Regions from separate parts of the Mus musculus genome. Here region 2 is linked to region 1. Evidence: chromatin loops called from intact Hi-C (ENCODE). Cell type or tissue: gastrocnemius. All regions are shown on one strand. Links, peaks and the distances in the headings refer to the core of each region. The heading gives the core; the rest is flanking DNA. Region 1 holds the start of Gm26901 (a long non-coding RNA gene). Region 2 holds the start of Rb1cc1 (RB1-inducible coiled-coil 1).

The links. A loop is a pair of places that touch in the nucleus more often than their neighbours do. Peaks named below come from ENCODE experiments on the same cell type or tissue, not always from the same donor. Only the 100,000 strongest peaks of a DNase experiment are listed, where the experiment ranks them.
Region 2: a loop joins it to region 1, with 6 times the contacts of the local background. A loop is called at or near these places in 5 of 42 quality-filtered maps.

What each region holds. Positions count from the first base shown.
Region 1 is chr1:7,393,799-7,403,502 of GRCm38, forward strand. It overlaps Gm26901 (a long non-coding RNA gene), which reads right to left and starts at 4,298. Exons shown (of 3, transcript XR_865172.2): 1 at 3,920-4,298. In gastrocnemius, for the core only: CTCF peaks have their summits at 3,231, 3,687 and 4,570 (motif pointing right); DNase peaks (open chromatin) are centred at 3,268, 3,653, 3,909, 4,183 and 2 more places; H3K4me3 peaks cover 1,942 bases; H3K27ac peaks cover 1,847 bases.
Region 2 is chr1:6,209,796-6,219,499 of GRCm38, forward strand. It overlaps Rb1cc1 (RB1-inducible coiled-coil 1), which reads left to right and starts at 4,867. Exons shown (of 24, transcript NM_009826.4): 1 at 4,867-5,162. It overlaps 4732440D04Rik (a long non-coding RNA gene), which reads right to left and starts at 6,817. Exons shown (of 2, transcript XR_001778783.2): 1 at 6,761-6,817; 2 at 71-5,605. In gastrocnemius, for the core only: a CTCF peak has its summit at 5,142; DNase peaks (open chromatin) are centred at 4,850 and 5,121; H3K4me3 peaks cover 4,096 bases; H3K27ac peaks cover 4,064 bases.

The DNA of each region.
Region 1 (9,704 bases), core at 919-8,918:
TTTTTTTTTTTTTTGATTTTGAGGCAGGGTTTCTCTGTGTAGCCCTGGCTGTCCTGGAACTCATTCTGTAGACCAGGCTGGCCTCAAACTCAGAAATCTGCCTGCCTCTGCCTCCCAAGTGCTGTGAGTTAAAGGTGTGCGCCACAAACCCTAAAAGACCCATAAAAAACTAAAAAAAAAAACCAAAAAACAAAAAACTTTTAAAATACTTATTAAACATTTTTTAAAACCCTAAAATTGTAAAAAAAAAAAAAAAAAAAAAAAAAAAGAAAGAAAGAAAAAAAAAGAAAACATGAGAACTCTAAAAAGACCCTAAAAAATTCTAAAACCCTAAAAAAAATCCTGAAACTCTACAACAACACTAGAACACTAAAAAGACCATAAAAAAACATTAAAAAAAAAAAAAGGTGTCTGCTGACCCCTAACACTCTGTTTTCCAACAGACCTTGGAGGACCTGTGAAAAGCAATGAACTCTGCTGGTCTGTTCACTTTCCTACCATTGCAAACTTTGAGTGTTGTCTGTATCTCTGTAAGGGACGTGCGCACAGTGGGTCCATGTCGGTATTGATCCGGGTGGTGCTCAGGTTACCAATCAGTAATCAATGCGACTCCAGTTCCTTGCTGTTCACGAAAGTCAAGATTGTGTGATATGGGATTCCAGTCATATATACTTATACATATATATATACACATATAAATATATATACATATGTATACACATATTAATATATATACAAACACATATACATATACATATATACCTATACCTATATATATATACATATATATACCTGTGTATATACATTTATATACATATAACTATACATATAAAAATATATATACATATACATACATTTTTATATAGTTACATATAAATATATAAGTATGTTTATAACATATACCTATACATACATATACTCACATTATATATTGTGTATATATATATGTATATATATACACACAGGTATACCTATACCTATATATACATATGCTTATATATGTATATACATAGCCATGTATACATATATTTATATATATACATACATATATAACATATGCATACATGCATATACATATGTACATAGACATATATATGCATATATATGTGTATACCTAAACATATATACAGATATACATGTATGTGTATACTTTTACATTACACCATATATAATGTATACATCACATCATATATAATGTATACATTACATCATATATATGCACAGGACACTGACATGGCAGGTACCAAGCTCATATATAATGTATGTATATGTGTATACATTTATACATATTTTATATATTTTAATTTTATTAATTGTAAATATACATATTTATAGTATATGAAATATATGTATATTTCATATATAAATATTTATATAATATTTATAAATATAAAATGTATATAAATGAAACATATAATACATATATAAATATTTTAATATATGTCATATATAATTATATATATTGTTATGTATATAAACATAAATATATACTTAAACTATTTATATTATTTACATTATATCTGTAATATATTACATTTACATATATGCGATATGTATATTAATATTGATAAATATATATATACAAATTTCAATATATAAGTGAACATATGTGAATATATGTGTAAATTTAAAGGTTTGTATAAAAACTGATAAATTTAAAAAGACAAATATTTACAAATAAAACATACGTTATATTCCATAGACATAATTAAGATGCAGGAAGTGACTCCACCATGATGGGATGTGACCATACTGTGACCAGATGTGAGAATACGGGGACAGGAAGTAGCTTCACGGTGACAGGAAGTGACTATACCCTGATTGGAAGTGACCATGTTGTCACATGAAGCGGCCACACTGTGACCAGAAGGGACCAGAAGTGACCGTGTCATCACAGGAAGTGACTACAGCAAGACCAGAAGTGACCATATCGTAACTGGAAGTGGCCGTGACATCAGGATTTTCTTCCTGTTTTTGTTGTTTCTCAGTGTGAGTATGGTTTTGTGGTAGGCAAACCTGCCTGAGTGGTACAGAGCATGGAGCCTGAGGCACCGGGTGTTGGGAACCGCCCACTGTGCTCTGCAGTGGGCCTTGCTTGGACTTATCTTGTATAAAATTATTTTATTATATATTAGATATATTATATTATATATCATTTTAAAATATATATTTTATTATATACTATATATTATGTATATTATACTACATATTACATATTACTTTTCTGCTATTATATTGTAATATACTGTCCAATGGGTTACATACACTACATATTATTATCACACGTTACAGATCACTTTTATTATATAAAAAACTTTTAAAAAAGTATTCAGAAGTACAAACTCCAGACTGCGGATGCATACATCCAGGAAAATATAAATTTGAACTTAAAATTTAAAATATTATTATTATTGCTTTTATTATTTTAAATATGAAAAATTGTCATAAAAGCATATGTTTATACCATATATTATTATCATGTTATATATTACGCTCCTTACTGTTATCACATCCTTATATACTCTGTCTCGCTTGGTGTCCGCTGACCCCTAACACCCTGTTTTCCATTTTCTATTCCTGCACAAACATCATGACCAAGAAGCAGGTTGGAGAGGAAAGGGTTTATTCAGCTTACATTTCCACACTGCTGTTCATCACCAAGGAAGTCAGGACTGGAACTCAAGCAGGTCAGGGAGCAGGAGCTGATGCAGAGGCCATGGAGGGATGTTCTTTACTGGCTTGCTTCCCCTGGCTTGCTCAGCCTGCTCTCTTATAGAACCAAGATTACCAGCCCAGATATGGTCCCACCCACAAGGGGCCTTTCCCCCTTGATCACTAATTGAGAAAATGCCTTACAGCTGGATCTCATGGAGGCATTTCCTCAACTGAAGCTCCTTTCTCTGTGGTAACTCCAGCTGTGTCAAGTTGACACACAACCAGCCAGTACAATTGACCCCTTGTCAACTTGACACACAAACACATCACTAGTAAGCCTCAACCCTTAGTTCTTAAAAGTCCCAGTCTTTACATATTAAAAGTTCAATCCTTTAAAAATATCCAATATCTTTTAAAATCCAAAGTCTTTACAATTAAAAGTCTCTTAACTGTGGGATCTGAGTTCGAGGCCAGCCTAGAGTACAGAGTGAGTTCCAGGGCTACACAGAGAAACCCAGCCTCAAAAAAAAAACAAAAAACAAAACAAAACAAAAAGCAAACAAAAAGCGAGCGGGAGCATTGCAGTGACAACCTGTCGCCACCGGGTGGCGTGCGAGAGCAACTGTCTCAGGGTTAAATCCAGAGAAACCAAGTCTTGGGGAAAAACCAAACAAACAAACAAAAACCAAACAAACAAACAAAAAAACCAAAACCAGGCAGGTGGTAGTGGCGGACGCCTTTAATCCCAGCACTGGGGAAGCAGAGACAGGTGGATTTCTGACTTAAAGGCCAGCCTGGTCTACAGAGTGAGTTCCAGGACAGCCAGGGCTACACAGAGAAACCTTGTCTCGAAAACAAACACACAAACACACACAAAGGGGCGAGAGAAACCTTGTCTCGAAAACAAACACACACACACACACACACACACACACACACACACACACAAAAGGGGAGTGTTGCAGTGATAACCTGTCGCCACCGGGTGGCGCGCCAGAGCATCTGTCTCAGGGTTAAGCCCAGAGACACCAACTATGGGAAAAAACAAAATTAAATTCAATAAAGAAATAAATAGATGAATAAATAAATAAATAAAATTTAAACATTCAAAAATTAAAAATAAAAAGTAATTAGAAAAAAATAACAACCCAGTCTTAGAGAAAAAAGAGGGGAGCGGGGCTCAGAGAACCCAAAACTGGGACAGAACTACAACTCCCAGCATGCCTAGGGGCTGAGGCAGGGGCGTGCCCGCACCTGCACTGACCTGAGATGGAAGGAGAGAGAGATTCTGTCCGCGGCCAGTGACTTCCTGCTTCCAATCCGCGGTCCCCGGGACAGCGGCGCTCACAAAGGCGGAGAGACCCTTGCCGGGCAGTTTTCGGGTGGTAGAGGCGGGAAAACGGAAGGCTCAGTTCTGTGCACCCGCGCCACGTGAGAGTTCCAGTCTGTGGCAGGAAGTCCCGCCCGCTCGGTCGTGATTGACGGCAGCGGCTTTCAATCAGGAAGCTTCCCCACTTGCTATTTCCAGGAGCAGGGAATAGCGCCAGAAGTCCCGCCCGCCCGGCTGTGACTGACAGCCGCGCCTTCCAATGGAAGGCTGGATTTCTTCCCCCCCCCCTCCCCCACACACACCCACCGTCCATGTCTGACAAGAGGCAGTGTCTGAGGCTTTTTTTCCCTCTATAAAGGAATACAGAGGCTTCAGGTCCACGCCGCGCGGTGGGCGGGGCCCGGCTTCCCCTTCCATCGTGTCAATCACCCCGAGGGGGCGGTGCCGCCGCTGATGCCTGCAGCCGCCCCAGGCCCCGCCCCCGCCTCATGCTCACTCAGGTGAGACCCCACTCTGGTCTTAGCTGACGCCCTCCCCGCCCACTCGTGGGGGTCCTGGGAAACGGAAGGGCGCGCCCTGCCACCGCCATGACACCCACAGGCCAGCAGAGGGCGCCTCGGCTCCCCTCACAGATGGCGGTGAGCTGCCCACCCGCCTTCCTGCCCGCCCGCCTGCCCGCCGTGGGTGGGGGACTGCGACCCCCAGGGAAGGATGACGTCCACTCGCCGGGCCACCTGGGGCCCCCAGAGACTGAAACCGCCCCCCCACCCCCGGAGAAATCCGCGTCTGCAGAGACACGGGCGGGCGGCCGTGATTTTTATATAAAATTAAAAAGTCTCGTGTGCTTATCGTGTGGGAGCTCACTCTGTAGCCCAGGCTGGCCTCGAACTCAGAGATCCACTGCCTCTGCCTCTTCCCAAGCGCTGCTGGGATGAAAGGCGTGTGCCACCCCTGCCTGGCGACCCTAACACTCTTAAACCCCCCAAATAAAACCCTAGCATTTTAAATAAAAATACTCAAGAGCACTAAACACTACTCTTAAAAAAAAAAAAAAAAAAAGCAGCAAAACCCTGACCCTCCCCCCCAAAAAAAAAAAAAAAAAAAAAACTCTAAATGTCTGGGGCGGGGCCGGAGCACTCAGAGGTCCTGTCACTCAATTCCCAGAGACTCCACGCAGGCTCACACCCTGTGCAGATTTAGTGACCTCACATAGACGCGAGATAGATTAATAAATCTTATAATAAAAAAAAAACACATCGGAGACACACGTGAACCCGTCCTGTACTGGGGCTCCAGAAATACTGAACGAAAGAATGCAAACGGGAAAAAGCATCCTTCTTTGCATTGGTTTAATAAATTACTAAGGGTGCCATCCTTGGGTCGCTGACATCTTGTCTTCATAGGAACTAGACTAGAAAGAAAACCACTCAATGTCTGTGGCTATTTCCCAGCCTTAATGATGTAAAACATTGTGCTTCTTTCTAAACAGGCTGTTGACCCCACTTTAACTCAATGGACTGCCAGAATCAAGAATTATTCTATCAGAGAGCACAGACAGATCAGACACGCTGGCTGCACAGCATATTCAGAACTTCCAAGGGATTTATTAATCAGAGCAGGGCATTTTAGGCCTTAGCCTGGCTCACAGACTAAGTAGTCACCCAGCTTGTGGAACAGGACTTTGCTATACAAGTAGTCACCCCTGTTCATGTCTTTGTTCTCTATGCCCTTTGTTACCCACAGTTATCTGTGGACAGAAACTATTGAATGGAAAATTCCCAACATAATTCATACATTTGTTCTATTTTATTTGTAGTAGTTGTGGCTGATTGCTAGTGCCTAATTTGTAAATTAAGTTTTATCATAGGTATTATATAGAGGGCACACATAATCTATCCAGTCCATGGCTGCATAAGCCATGGGGGAGTCAGGCTTGGGTATAGAACCCCAGAGTAGGCAGTTGAGACTTACAGATACACTTAATGTTGATCATCCTGTCCACCAGACCCAAACCAAGAAACAAGCAGATAATTCTGGCACTGGGAAATTTAGAAACATGAGGAAGGGGAGACCTTTGGATGGAGTCATTGTTAAAACTGTGAAGCCACACAGTAAGGACAGGAGCCAAGATGGATAAGCTGTAACAGCAAAGAATATGCAATGGTTAGAGTCATCCCTCTTGGGAAAATACTGTCGCTGCTCCCAAATCTGTATTTATTTATTTATTTATTTATTTATTCAGTTATTTTTAATCATGTGTACATGTGCTTGTCTTTGTGTGGCTATACACATGTGAGTGTAGGTGCATGTAGAGAGGTCAGAGATTTTCATATTCCCTAGAAATGCAGTTAAAGGTGGTTATGAGCCTTGTGACATGGATTCTAGGAATCTATCTTAGATCTTCTAGAAGTTCACTACATGCTCTTATCCTCTGAGGCATCTCTCCAGCCGCACATGTATACAACACACACACACACACACACACACACACACACACACACAAACACACACGAGTCACTTAAAAATTCAAAGGAAAACTTCTGATCATCCCTCTCAGCACCCCAAATCCACTGTCTTCTGTGGTGGATTCAATTTTTTTTCTTATCCTCAGATCATTGTTTTACTGATGGACTGATGAAGGTTCAGTTAATTTGTTCTCATCATTAAATTTGGTACTTTTTGTGGCTTTTAAGGGTAATATCAGTTGAAGAATATACTTCCCTTTGATCTGACAGATTGATTTAAAAACCTCTATCTTGCATCTGCCTTTCAATACCACCATCATATCTGGCATTTCATGCATTATAAAGTGTCATGTGGGTTTTAAATGCCCCCATTCCTAGATGGGAGAAACAAATAGAATAATTAATCACTCTGAAGAGTGTTGAAACATAAAGTAGGTTAACCAGAAATGTAGCCTCTTGAGCAAGTGCACTGTGGATGTCAGTCACAGTGATGTCATCAGAACTTCCATAATGAATTGGATAGTAATACAATTCCAACATTAACAGGGAAAAAAATTGTAGATGTTGCCAATATGGTCAAAAAGTATGAAGTGCTTGTATTTTTTCATTAATTGAAGGGACATTTATTGGGTGCTTAGTATTGATAACCTGAGTGACTGACATGTGTATCATGTGATTGGAGTCCAAAGGTTGACATTGAGTGCTTGCCCCCATTGTACTCTGCCTGTGTTTGTTTTTATTTTGCATTTGTTTGTTTGTTTGTTTGTTTGTTTTGCTGGCTTTTAGAGGGTTGTGGGGTATGTTGTTTGCTGGAAACAGAGTCTCTCAATGACCCTGGAGTTCTCCAGATCAGTTAAACTATCTGGCCAGTGAGATCCAGGGCTCTCCTGTCTTCACCTCCCTAGCTCTAGGATGTAGATATGGGCCACCATGCCTGAGTTTTTACATGGGTGATGGAGATCTGAATCCAGGTCCTTCTGCTCCTGTGCCAACCATTTTACTGGCTGGGTAGTGTGTGTGTGTGTGTGTGTGTGTGTGTGTGTGGTGTGCGTGCATGCACCCTAATGCAGGTGACCAAATAGGCCAGAGGCATTGAATGTCCTGGATTTGGAGTCATTTGCAGTTGTGAGCCACAGGGCAAGCATGGGTGCTGGGATCCAAACGCAGGTCTTCCTGAAGACTCTTAACCTAAGACTGAGTGCTCTTAACCCTTGGATTCTTTCCGAGAGCTTATATCCAAAGGAGATGTATACAGCTTTCTTGACAAATGCAAACCCCATATTACACATTTAACTCTTTTATGCTTAGCACATAGAGACACTATGCCTTCCCTCCCCTATACTTGCTCAACTGGTTATTTCCAATTATTTTAACTATTTATCACAAAACTGAGAACTCTGAGTTACTGAAGAAGCAAGCCATGTCACCAGCTCATTGGAGACACCTTTGGGCCCCAAACAGGCTCATATTCTCTTAGATTTTTTTTCAGTCCCAAGAAGCTTGGTGTTCTGATTTTTAACACAGCTGTTCAATAATCTCATTATCTCACTAAGAAACAAAAGGTGTTCCAACAGCAAGGGAGTGTTGAAAGTGAAACATGGAACGCATTAGACCCTTTAGTCCAGGCACAAATACTACAGTCCCTGAGTCACTAGGTGAGACTACATTATGTCCAGCACATTCTATTAGGACATGCACAATTCAGTGGAGAAAAGCATTTCCTCTAAACATTGATATTTTATGGCCTTCTTCCAATAATATTGGTAACTACGAGATATTCTTATGGAAAGATATTCATCGCATACCACTAAATGCCTCATTATTAAATTTTATGATTCTTTGGTTTTGAAAGAAAAGTATGGGTTAGGGGGGTGAATTAGGATGAACTAGGAGATGGCTCAGAGGATAAGAGCATTTGCTGTACAAGTGTGGGCCCTGAGATCAGATCTCCATCACCTCATTAAAAGCCCCTCACAACAGCACTTTCCTGTCACCTGCTAAGGAGCAGAAACAGGAGAATCCCAGGGACTTGCTGGCCAGAAAGTCTAATCAGAACAGTGAGCATCTGGTTCAGTAAGAGTCCCTGTCTCAAAAACTAAGGTGGAGCGTGACCGAGGAAGATGCCCACCATCTAGCTCTGACCTCTAATCACATACACACAGGTTCAGATACCAGTACACCAACAGGCATATGTCACACATTTGCACACAAAAAAGAAAAGCATAAATTGGGTGATAATAATAGAATATGTTATTCTATTATTGAATGATAATAATAGAGTGATGAATAAATAATTCATACCTTTTTCAGCAATTGAAACTGTTTTTGTTCTAAAAACAATACTTTTGGGAACAGAGGAGAGAGCCTTTTCATTCAGAAACAGAGGATGGGGGTCTCTTTCCAGCACAAATTACCCTGAGTTGTGATATAAACATTCACATGACCTTTCTTTCTTCATCTAATTCAAGAGTGTTGGTGGGAGTGTCTGTAATTTTCAGGAAGCTCCAAAGACTTAAACATAGCTTGTTGCCACTTAAAAAGCCACCTGCACACCCCGCTTATAAAGCCACTGAAGGTAGGAGACATACTCTCAGGAATCAAGAAACAATGTGAAAGCAAGGTCACTTGACAGTCTCAAAAGCAGAGCTGTTCTGTAATTCCACCTACCTGTCCCCATGGTACTGAGAACCCATGAATGTAACCTCAGAGAGAAGGCCACTTCATGGACATGGAATGATATGAGTCATTTTGCAAGACAATATGAAAAGAAGGACTTATAAGACTCTTTAGACTCCTTCAGGCTTGGTAGCAACTAGTGCACACTACTATAAAAAGTGAATGGATGTTTTGAGGATATATATGAGTGTTCAAAGTGTAAAAAAAAAAACCTCTCCAATATTTCCACATTTATTTATTTAAATGTGCTATCAAAACTGAAGAGGAGTTGAAGTCTTCCACTGTCTGACTCCCAGCTTTATTATAAAGTTACAGTAATGAACTCAATGTGAAATGTATGTAGACACAAACACAAAAGACTGAGAAGTAGACCCATCGTCAAGGGAGAAAATGTCATTAAACATGGTACTGGTGGATGACAGAGATGGGTCGTGGTTAAAGTACTTGCCAGGCAAGCATGACAACCTGAGTTCAACTCCCTGGGCCAACAAGGAAGAAAACTTAAAAAAAATATGTCCTCTGATCTCCATATGCATACTGTGGTACATTTACATGTATGTGCACATGTACACACACAC
Region 2 (9,704 bases), core at 1,162-9,161, 1.2 Mb before region 1:
ATACAACTTTACTACTTGAGGATATAAGATTGAAAACAAATGCTACTAAAATAAAATGATTTCAGGAAACTAGAAAGAAGCCTTAATTTTATTATAGGTTACAAAAGATACACAGTTTAAAAGATATAGAACATACATGGTTTAAAAAATATAGAATAGGTACAAATAAGAAAAAAGTATCCCTTTGTATTTTAAGAGTTTTGATTGCTGGAGGTAGTGCCATAAGCCTTTAATCCCAGCACTCAGTAGAGGCAGGCAGATCTCTGAGTTCAAGGTCAGCCAGTCCACAGAGTTTAGTTCTACATCCAGGGCTACACAGGGAAACCCTACCTTGAAAACCCAAAGTGGAGCAAAGAAGTTTTGATAAATTCCATTACTTTTTTTTTTAAATCATACCACTACCTCATGTTTATATCATCATTTTAGATTGTTTTAGAAATAAAATCTTTTTAGAAATCTTTAGAATTTTATTTTCTAAGCTACCATGATTGAAGTTTAATATGCCTAGGAAATGAATGGCAAGATTTTAGGATCCTCATTCACAGATTTCCAGAGATAACCATAAAAATGGGAATTACAGTAGTCTGATTCCATGCCTTTGTGTGTTTGTTTGTTTGTTTTTCGAGACAGGGTTTCTCTGTATAGCCCTGGCTGTCCTTGAACTCACTTTGTAGACCAGGCTGGCCTCTGCCTCCCGAGTGCTGGGATTAAAGGTGTGCGCCACCACCATCTGGCTGATTCCATGTCTTCTAATTTTTTTCTGAAATACAATTTCAGTAGGTGTATGGTGTAGCATGATATAAATTGTTAATCAGGAAAGGAATTGATTTTTCTGTCCTGGGAGTACTAGAGTGTCTGCAGAGGCATTATCAATAGTAAGTTATTTCTCCACTAGTAAATAAGCCAAAGTATACATGGGCAGATTTGCAGCCATGAGGAGGGAGAAAGAGGGGAGGGGGAAGAAAAAGAGCACATCCAGCGAGGGTGGTGCAAAATGTATGGATTATATAGGGAAGAGTCTCTGGGGGAAGAACAGCCCAAGCTCCTAAACTAGAAAGTTCAAGGTTGGGGGCAGGGTATATCAGATAGGGACAGAGGGATGCTGGGAGAAGCTGGAGGCCAGGTCTGCTTTGGTATGTAAAATATGCACTTCAGCTCCTTGTCCTGGGGTCTGAAGACAGACAGTTATGGCTAAGAGTATCAGGTGATGGAAGCCAGAGATGTCAAAAATCAGAAAATGTGGAGCTAGAGTGGGCTCTAGACTCAGCCACCTAGAGCATTGGCTGCTCTTCCAAAGAGCATGTTCAGGTCCCAGCACCCACAGCTTTTTGTAATTCCAATGCCAGAGGATCCAGTGCCCTCTTTTGGTCTCTAAGCATGAAGCATGCACATGGTGCATGGTCGTCATACATGCAGAGAGAATATCCAAATAGAATACTAAAATACATTTTTAAAAAACATAACATCCACAGAATGGCCTGTGAATTAACTGAGCTATTCCCTGCCCTATGCCCACAAAATAGTTCTATCATTGAGAAACTTGGTTTACTTCTAAACTTTCAAGTTCATACCCTTTTAAGACCTTAATTTGAATTGATACCAAAGTAAGGGGCAGGATTGTGTAGTATGGTTATGGCCTTAGAACTCACCACCTGGTTTTACTTTTACACTCCTTTTACTAAGGAACACTAATTAGAAGTGTATTGATTGGTCTTCATAAATCAATCCCTCATTTGTAAAACTGAGGGTAAATGATAAAATCTAGATTAGTTAAGACAGCTAAGTAGAACTGTAATGTAAAATCCAAGAGACACAAATCTAAGAATACTTTCGTATTTTCAATAAAAAAGTACATTTAAAAAATCAACAATAACAAGCACTGCCAGAAGTATGAAATCGAAATATAGTATGGATCTCAAGATCTGGCTCCTGTCACAGAATCAAATGGTTTTTCAAGCTATTAGATAGTGATAAAAATCAATGGTGGGTCAATACTAGGATTGGGAGAATAAAGAATAGAAAGTATTACTGCCTCAGATGCAACTATCCTTGCAGTTTTGTTTGAATGGCCTTTGAGACATCTGAGGGCAAGAATTTTTCATAGAAACTTACTTGGCTTTAAATATTAAAATGTGTTATTAATGATATTAAATATTAACATTTAATATTTACAGAATTTATTGTATTCTATAAATGCCTCATAATTTGTGTCATTCTCTCCAGAGTCCTATGAATTTTAAAAATCCATCCAATTTAAAGATTCATCAGAGGAGAATTTAATCAAGTATAGTGTGAGATGAGTTGGTACCTAAACCCAATCCAGACAAGATATGTTGTGCTATGTTCAAGTTTTATCCATCTACAAAACAAAACCAGTGACAATCCTTAGGAAGGGAAGAGACATAATTGGATGGTTCTTGATAGAAAAATAATGAGTGCTAATACAAGGCCAGACAGAAGAAGAGGGCTTGAGCAAGTTGTAAGGTGCTGCTAACAAATGTTAGTACTGAATGCGTATCATTATTCAGGGGTGGGGTTAATATTTAAAGAAGAGCTTACAATCAGCATGTTAAACACTTAAAAGATCCAGAATTACAGACATGTCTGATAAAGACTAGAAGACGCTTAAGTTTAAGCTGAGAAAAAGAGACTTAAAAATTCAAATGATTTGTAGTACTCAGACTGCATAATTCCTCCAGTTATAAAACTAAAAAAAAAAAAAATTCACTTTAAAAATTACATTTGATTCAATTGATTGTACACACATACATGTGGAGGAACGGAGTCAGTTCTGTTCTTGGTAAAAAGCACTTTTAGTTGTTCCTTGAAAATTCACTGAAACATTGACAGATACTAAATTAAAAATTCAGTGGAAGCCAAGAATAAGTAGTCTTATACAGAAACCAACCTTCACATCACCCACAGTATATTCTAATTGAGAAGTGGGGAAAAAGAATACAGTAAATGGATAGGAGTTTACAAGCAATAGGATAGAGATAACACAAGGAGGGGGAAGGCAGAACGGCCCATGCTTTAGTAAGTTGAAATGATGTTTCTGCACTCCCCATGAAAGATCATTCTATGGTCCTTGTAAATCTGTTTGAAGTTTCATTGAGAAAAGCCCCGAAGCTTCACATAGTATTGCAGGAGTTTGTTTTTGTTTATTATGGAGAATAGAATGCTCAAGAGGATGAGGAAAAATAGCTTGTGACAGAAAACTTATGGATATGCATGATTATTAACATTTATCTATGTTGCTTAGCAAAATTCATATAACATATTTTCACTTTAGTCTTACTAAATAATTTGAGATGCATATAAACTCTAAACATTCACTTCAGAGTATAAAGTAACAGACATTTGTATTAACAGTTTCCCAGAGAAGTTTGGGCCACGTATACAACATGACAAGTGGTACTTTAACACTTGAAACTGGAGTACATTTCTGCTATTCAATGGTACTTATTAACTGTGAGGAAACACAGCTCTTTGGTGCTCTTTTTAGTGTGTGTGAACTTCAAGGAGTGGTTCTCTCCTCCCACGACGTCAGTCCTAGGATGAAACTCAGGTTGTCAGTTTTGGTAGTCAGTAGATCTCCTTACCCTCTGGGCCATCTCACCGGCCCTGATTTTCCTTTTTCTGTGTAGCCTTGGCTCCCTGAAGCTCATTCTGTAGAGCAGGCCTCAGCTTCTGAGAGAAGGGATTAAAGGTATGTGCACCACCCGGCCAGCTTTGATCTTCATTGTTCTAGCTAGACTGCAATATAGCTTACATTTGTTAATATACTAACAATTTTTCTTCTCTTTAGTCTTGCCAATTCACTACTTCCCCTGGTGCACAAAAATTGAGTGCTTGTTCTTTTTCCATTTTTGCTTTATTTGCTGGTGTAATGTACTAAAATTCCAGTTTAAAAAATACTCAATATGTATAACAGTGTGCATACAAGATTTTTCTGGGATATGGCAGAAGTGCAAAGTTAAAAACAAAGTGAGATAAGCAACAAGCTCCTTTCTAAACAACTCTTAAAACACAACTACTGTTTTTCCAGTGTCTATCACAATAAAGAACTGCAGATCTCAATCAGTTTAATACCCCTTATGTCTCATTTTGTCGGGAACCGCTAACTGTTGGCTTAGAGAGACCATTCCTAAACTTTTACCTCTATCAGATATTCCTGGGAATAGTAATTTAATACGTGTTTACGTCACATAATTGATGAGCCTGCTTGTAACAAACATCTTCTCATCAAACTCAAGTTTTGTAGTTTCAAGTCCTTGCCTAAGCCCGAATACAAATGTAATGTTCTCATAAGCTGACATTCTCTTCTCTAATCTTGATGCTGTTGACCTATTATCGACCTCAGTATTGTTCGGTCGTGCCGCTTACAGTACAGTCCACTTTGCTTCGGTTCCTCTTCTGGACGTGCTCTTTACTTACCTGGTCTGACTCTGGGCCGCCCCACCCTTGCAAAGATGCCAGGCATACTTTCCGAGTAGCCTGCCATTCTGGCAGTCCCGGTACGAGTGGCCCAGGTGACAGTCGGCTGATTTCGGGGCAGCAGATGAGGGCCCCAGATCTGTGCTGGTGCTCACTCGTCAGCCTCCGGTTCCCCTGTTGGGGCTGCCCCAGGTTTGGCGAGGTCGGTCTGCCGCGGCCAGAAGGTCACGCTCACCTTGGGGCCGTCCAAGGCAAGCACCGAAATACCTTCCAGGGTCAGGGAAGGACAGACAAGTTGCCAGCCAGGGACTACGCTCGCCGACCGAGCCGCGCCCGTCCGGCCAGCCCAGCGACTTCCGGATCTGCGCAGACACCTGAGTCACCCCTCCCCCGGCTGGCTGTTTCCCGGCGTGCTCTGCGGCGGAAAGGCCGAGTCGACAATAACAAACCCCACGGCGGCCGCGACCCAGCCCTGCCAAGCTCTCAGTGCCTCGGCCGGCGGACTCGGGTCCCCGCGCGGAGCCGAGGGGCCGGAGCAGCGGCTGCGCCCGACTCCCATCCTTCCGGGCCTCGCCGGGTACTCGGCGGCTGGGCGCCGACGGTTGTGTCGGTTGGCGGCGCCGCAGGGGCGGTTGATAGCCGCCGCCGAGGCCAGGGCGGCGGCAGAAGATGGTGCGGAGGGCCGCCGGCTGTGTTGCTGCCGCGGGCGGAGGAGGCGCTGCCGGGTAAGTGCCGCCCCTGCTCCCATCTGGCGGCGGGCTTGGCCCGGCCGCTCAGCACCTGACGGGTTCGCCGGAGCGTCTGGCGGCGCCGGCTCGGAGGGTCGCCGCGGCAGTCCTACGGGGACCCTGAGGCCCGCTGGCCGCTGACAGGATCGCGGGAGCGGCAGGACGCCGGTGCTCACCCGAGGCCTGAATCGCGGCCTCCGTCTCCAGGGCTCGGTGCACTGGAGTGTCGGGCTCGGGAAACCGGAGAGGGTTTGGGCCAGGGCCGGAGTGCCCTGACGGGAGGAACCTAGAGGTGATGCCTTTGTCCCGACCCCGGAGTGCAAGCATCGGTGTAAAGTTACTCCTTGGAATGACTCAGCCTCGCTCGCCCCGCAGATGGATTTGGGGTGGGGGCTTATGGGAGTACCAAAACTTGGTACAAATGACAGCTTTCGAACGTGCTGTCAGTACTTTCTCTACAGAGTGGTGGATGTGCTATGGTGACTGTTTATGGTTTCGTAATCCTGTCCCTTCCGTCATGAGTCTTTAAAATGTGATCATTCCATGAACTGGTACATAGGACTGATGCCACGGAACACTCGTGGACTCACTTATTGATAGAGTCCCTGCAAGACATTCAGTTGGGTGCGGATGTTGACAAGTCTATTATGAGCGTTAAAATTTATACATTTTGCTAACCATTTTCTGTAAAGAATTGGTGAGACTTACTTATCTGAGGGTTTGCAAAGCTAGCAAGCAGTTTAGAAGCAGCCTAAAAATGAACCAATCTGTGTTCCTAGTCAAATGTTGGTACTGTATTTCAGTAGGTGGTTTTTCTTTTTGGGGGAGGGGATCTATAAATGGACTTGTTATGTGTGAAATATTTTATTTAGTCTTATTACCAAATACAACGCAAATCATCGCTTTCCAATTAAGTTTTTGTTATGTTTTTTAGCATTTATATCTGTTTTAAACGTTAGCCAAGGCTTAGAAGGTAGCTGCTATATTCATCTCAACATTCCAGGAGGCTGAGACAGAAAGATGGCTTTAAGTTATTTGAGTTACTCAGTAAGTTAAGGTGGTCTTGGGAATCATAGCGAGAACATGTCTTGAAAAAAGAAAAACAAAATAAATGGTATTTACATAGTTATGCCATGGGTGTGTCAGGCCCATAATGTAGCATTTACATTGATAAATCTTATTAATGTAATTGGTTAGTGGACTTAGGCAAAATTTAAAAATTTTGTTTTATTTTGAGTTAGGGAAGACAATGAAGCAGCCCTCTGCCTGGAGAGAAGAGGGTTCTCTTGGGGTGGGGGGAGATGGAGGGAACAGGCAGCACTCTTTATGGCAAACATCAGGGTTTGAATGCACAGCAGATTGACTTTACACATAGATCTGTAAAAGCCAAAGGACAAAAGATGAAAGGACTGGTGTCTCCCCCAGTTGTTTTTGTTTATTTGTTTTGTTTCTTGCCTTGTTAGTGTGTACTGCTAGGACTAAAACTCAGTTTCCAGCATGCTCTGTAAGGTGTAATATCCCTGAGCCACTGTTAGACCTGAGAGGAAAATGTTTCAACGACTACCTGATTAAGAGAGCTTTGCTTAGAGGTGTACATTGTAGTTGAGGTTGACCTTCAGCTCTTGGCCCCCTTTTGCCAAGACTTGACACATCTCAGAGTAAGCTGTGGTAAGTATTCATTAGTGATGCCTTGGTAATTAATTATTCAGCAGCAGGCAAACTCCAGTCTCTTATCATTCAGAAGAAAAGTGAGAACATAAGTGAACATAGAAGCAAGCCAAGATTAAGAAGTGTGTGTCTCTATTGGAGGGTGGGTTTGAAATTTTGGATAAGGTGTCTTATTGTCTTGAGAATTTAAGAAGCTATGTCTACTTGACAAAAGGACCCATTTGGAGGTATGAGAGAGAGAAGAAATAAAAAATATGGAAGGCTCTGATTAAAGGCATATTCCATGAGAGGTTACTGAAGATAGAATGCCAGGATTGAGGGGTAGTAGTAGGAAGAGGCATTCTGTAGACATTCAAGTTTTTTTGTTTGTTTGGTTTTTGTTTTTTGCTTTTTTTTTTTTTTTCTCGAGTCAGGGTTTCTCTGTGGCTGTCCTGGAACTCACTCTGTAGACCAGGCTGTCCTCGAACTCAGAAATCCGCCTGCCTCCCAAGTGCTGGGATTAAAGGCGTGCGCCACTATGCCCGGCTAACATTCAAGTTTTATGCATAGTAATTTTTTTTGGTTTTTTTTTTTTGTTTGTTTGTTTGTTTTTCAAGACAGGGTTTCTCTGTATGGCCCCGGCTGTCCTGGAACTCACTTTGTAGACCAGGGTGGCCTTGAACTCAGAAATCCACCTGCCTCTGCCTCGAGTGCTGGGATTATAGGCGTGTGCCACCACACCGAGCTGTAGTTTTTTTTTTTTGTTTTTTTTTAAAATGGCTCATGGACCCTGCATGTGTAAAGGCACAGAGTTGAGTGTCAGTCGATATAGCAAGTCTGGGAAACAGTTGAACTCGAATCTGTTCCTCACATGTTGATTGATCTTACAAAGTACACCTGTAAATAACACTGAACTAGAGTAACATATATCTCATATGTGTGTGTTTAGATAACCCTTGGGCATTTTAAAGAAGGAAAAATGACCAATATCAATTGCTGGTTTAGAAAGGAGGTTAGAGAAGCAGATTGTGGCATGTTGGGTTATGCAATGTACTTTTTAGATAAAATCATAGTACTTAGCACATTTCTCTAGAATTCTTTTTGCATTATGGACCTAGGAAGCGTAGTTTGCTTATCATAAAACTGATTATTGTCTAAGGTCCTAAAAGCATTACTTTTCCTTTTTACCCTTCTGTTAAGTTTAGTGAGTCTGCAAGTGTGTGCAGAACTTGAGTGGTCATAAGGAGACTTAGTAGTTTCAGCTTTCTCAGATGTTTAATGAGTGCCCTTAAGATTACTGATTTTTGCTGGATTTAATTCTAATATTATTGACTTGTAATTATGAAAACAAAAACGTAGTGATCTGTTTTCATTGTTTGAGACATCAGTTTTTCCTTCACTATCCATATAAAAATTGGTCAGTAGCTGCCCAAAGAATATGTATCCAGATTATAATTCACTACTATTCTGTTCTTCCCATAGCCTTTGGTGACAGCAAATGACATTTGATACTGCCCTGTGTTTATAGTCTTGGTCTGATAGAGTAAAAGCTAATTCAGTATTATAGGTAATTTGGGTTTTGTTTCATAGTTAATATACACTGTAAAGTAAAATATACAATTAGAAAATGTTCTCTAAAGTCATGGATTTTATATAGTTTTGATGAATTAGATATGATGCCAGAATGTTAGTGCCGTAGTGTAAAATTATTTTTATATTATGCAGTTCAGGTAAGATACATGATAGTATGTATGGCATTATGGTGGAAACAAAACTGAATATCATTACTTGTTCTTTAATCTTCACAAGTACTGTGGCAAATTGACTCATAAAATAAATGTAATCTTTAAATATTTGGGGGCTTGAAATGTATCAGCAGTTAAGAGCACTCACTTCTCCAGAGGACCCCAGTTCAGTTCCAGCACTCACTTTATATTGCTCACCACCTGCTGTAAGTCCAGCTCTAGAGAGATCCAACACCATCTGTAGAACGAAGGAGAGAGACAGTCACAAACCGAGACTTTTTTTGGGGGGGGGTATTTTCCTTATTTACATTTCAAATGTTATCACCTTTCCCAGTTCCTCCCCTTTCTGGAAACACCCTATCCCATCCTCCCTTCTATGTGGGTGTTCATCCACCCACTCCCACCTCCCTTGCCCTCTGGGGCATCTATCAAGCCTTCATAGGACCAAGGGACCTCTCCTCCCACTGATGCATGACAAGCCACCTTCTGCTACATATGCAGGAGGAGCCATGTGTACTCCTTTGTTGATGCTTATTCTCTGGGAGCTCGGGGGTCTAGCTGGTTGATAATGTTGTGCTTCCTATAGGGTTGCAAACCCCTTCAACTCCTCCAGGCCGTTTTCTGACTCTTCTATTAGGGACCCCAAGCCCAGTTCAAAGGTTGGCTGTGAGCATCTGCCTCTGTATTTGTAAGGAGGCTCTAACAAGGCTTCTCAGGCGACAGTCATCAGACAGACACTCTTAACTATGTAGACCTGGCTGACCTCAGTATTATAAAACCAGATTATTGTGTATATGAATGTGCCTACTCTACTACTGAATTCCATTTCTGATTTAAAAGTATTTCTGTTCTGTTTTGGTTACAAGCATGTTATATTAGTTATCTCCGTGTAATGCTTACCTGAGCATGCTTACCTAGTGTCAGAGAAGGCAAACACTTAAGATATGAACCTTTATGAAACAGATTTTCTTTGTGAAGAAGATGGCAGTCCTACTGTTTTCTCCTGGTAGCTGTATATGGGGTGATCTAATTTGCAGAGGCTGACACCCAGTTGTTGGTCTGGGCCACCTAAAAGGTGGTACACCTGATTTGCAGAGACTGACACCCAGTTCGTTTTTTGGTTTGTTTGTTTGTTTAGATTTATTTA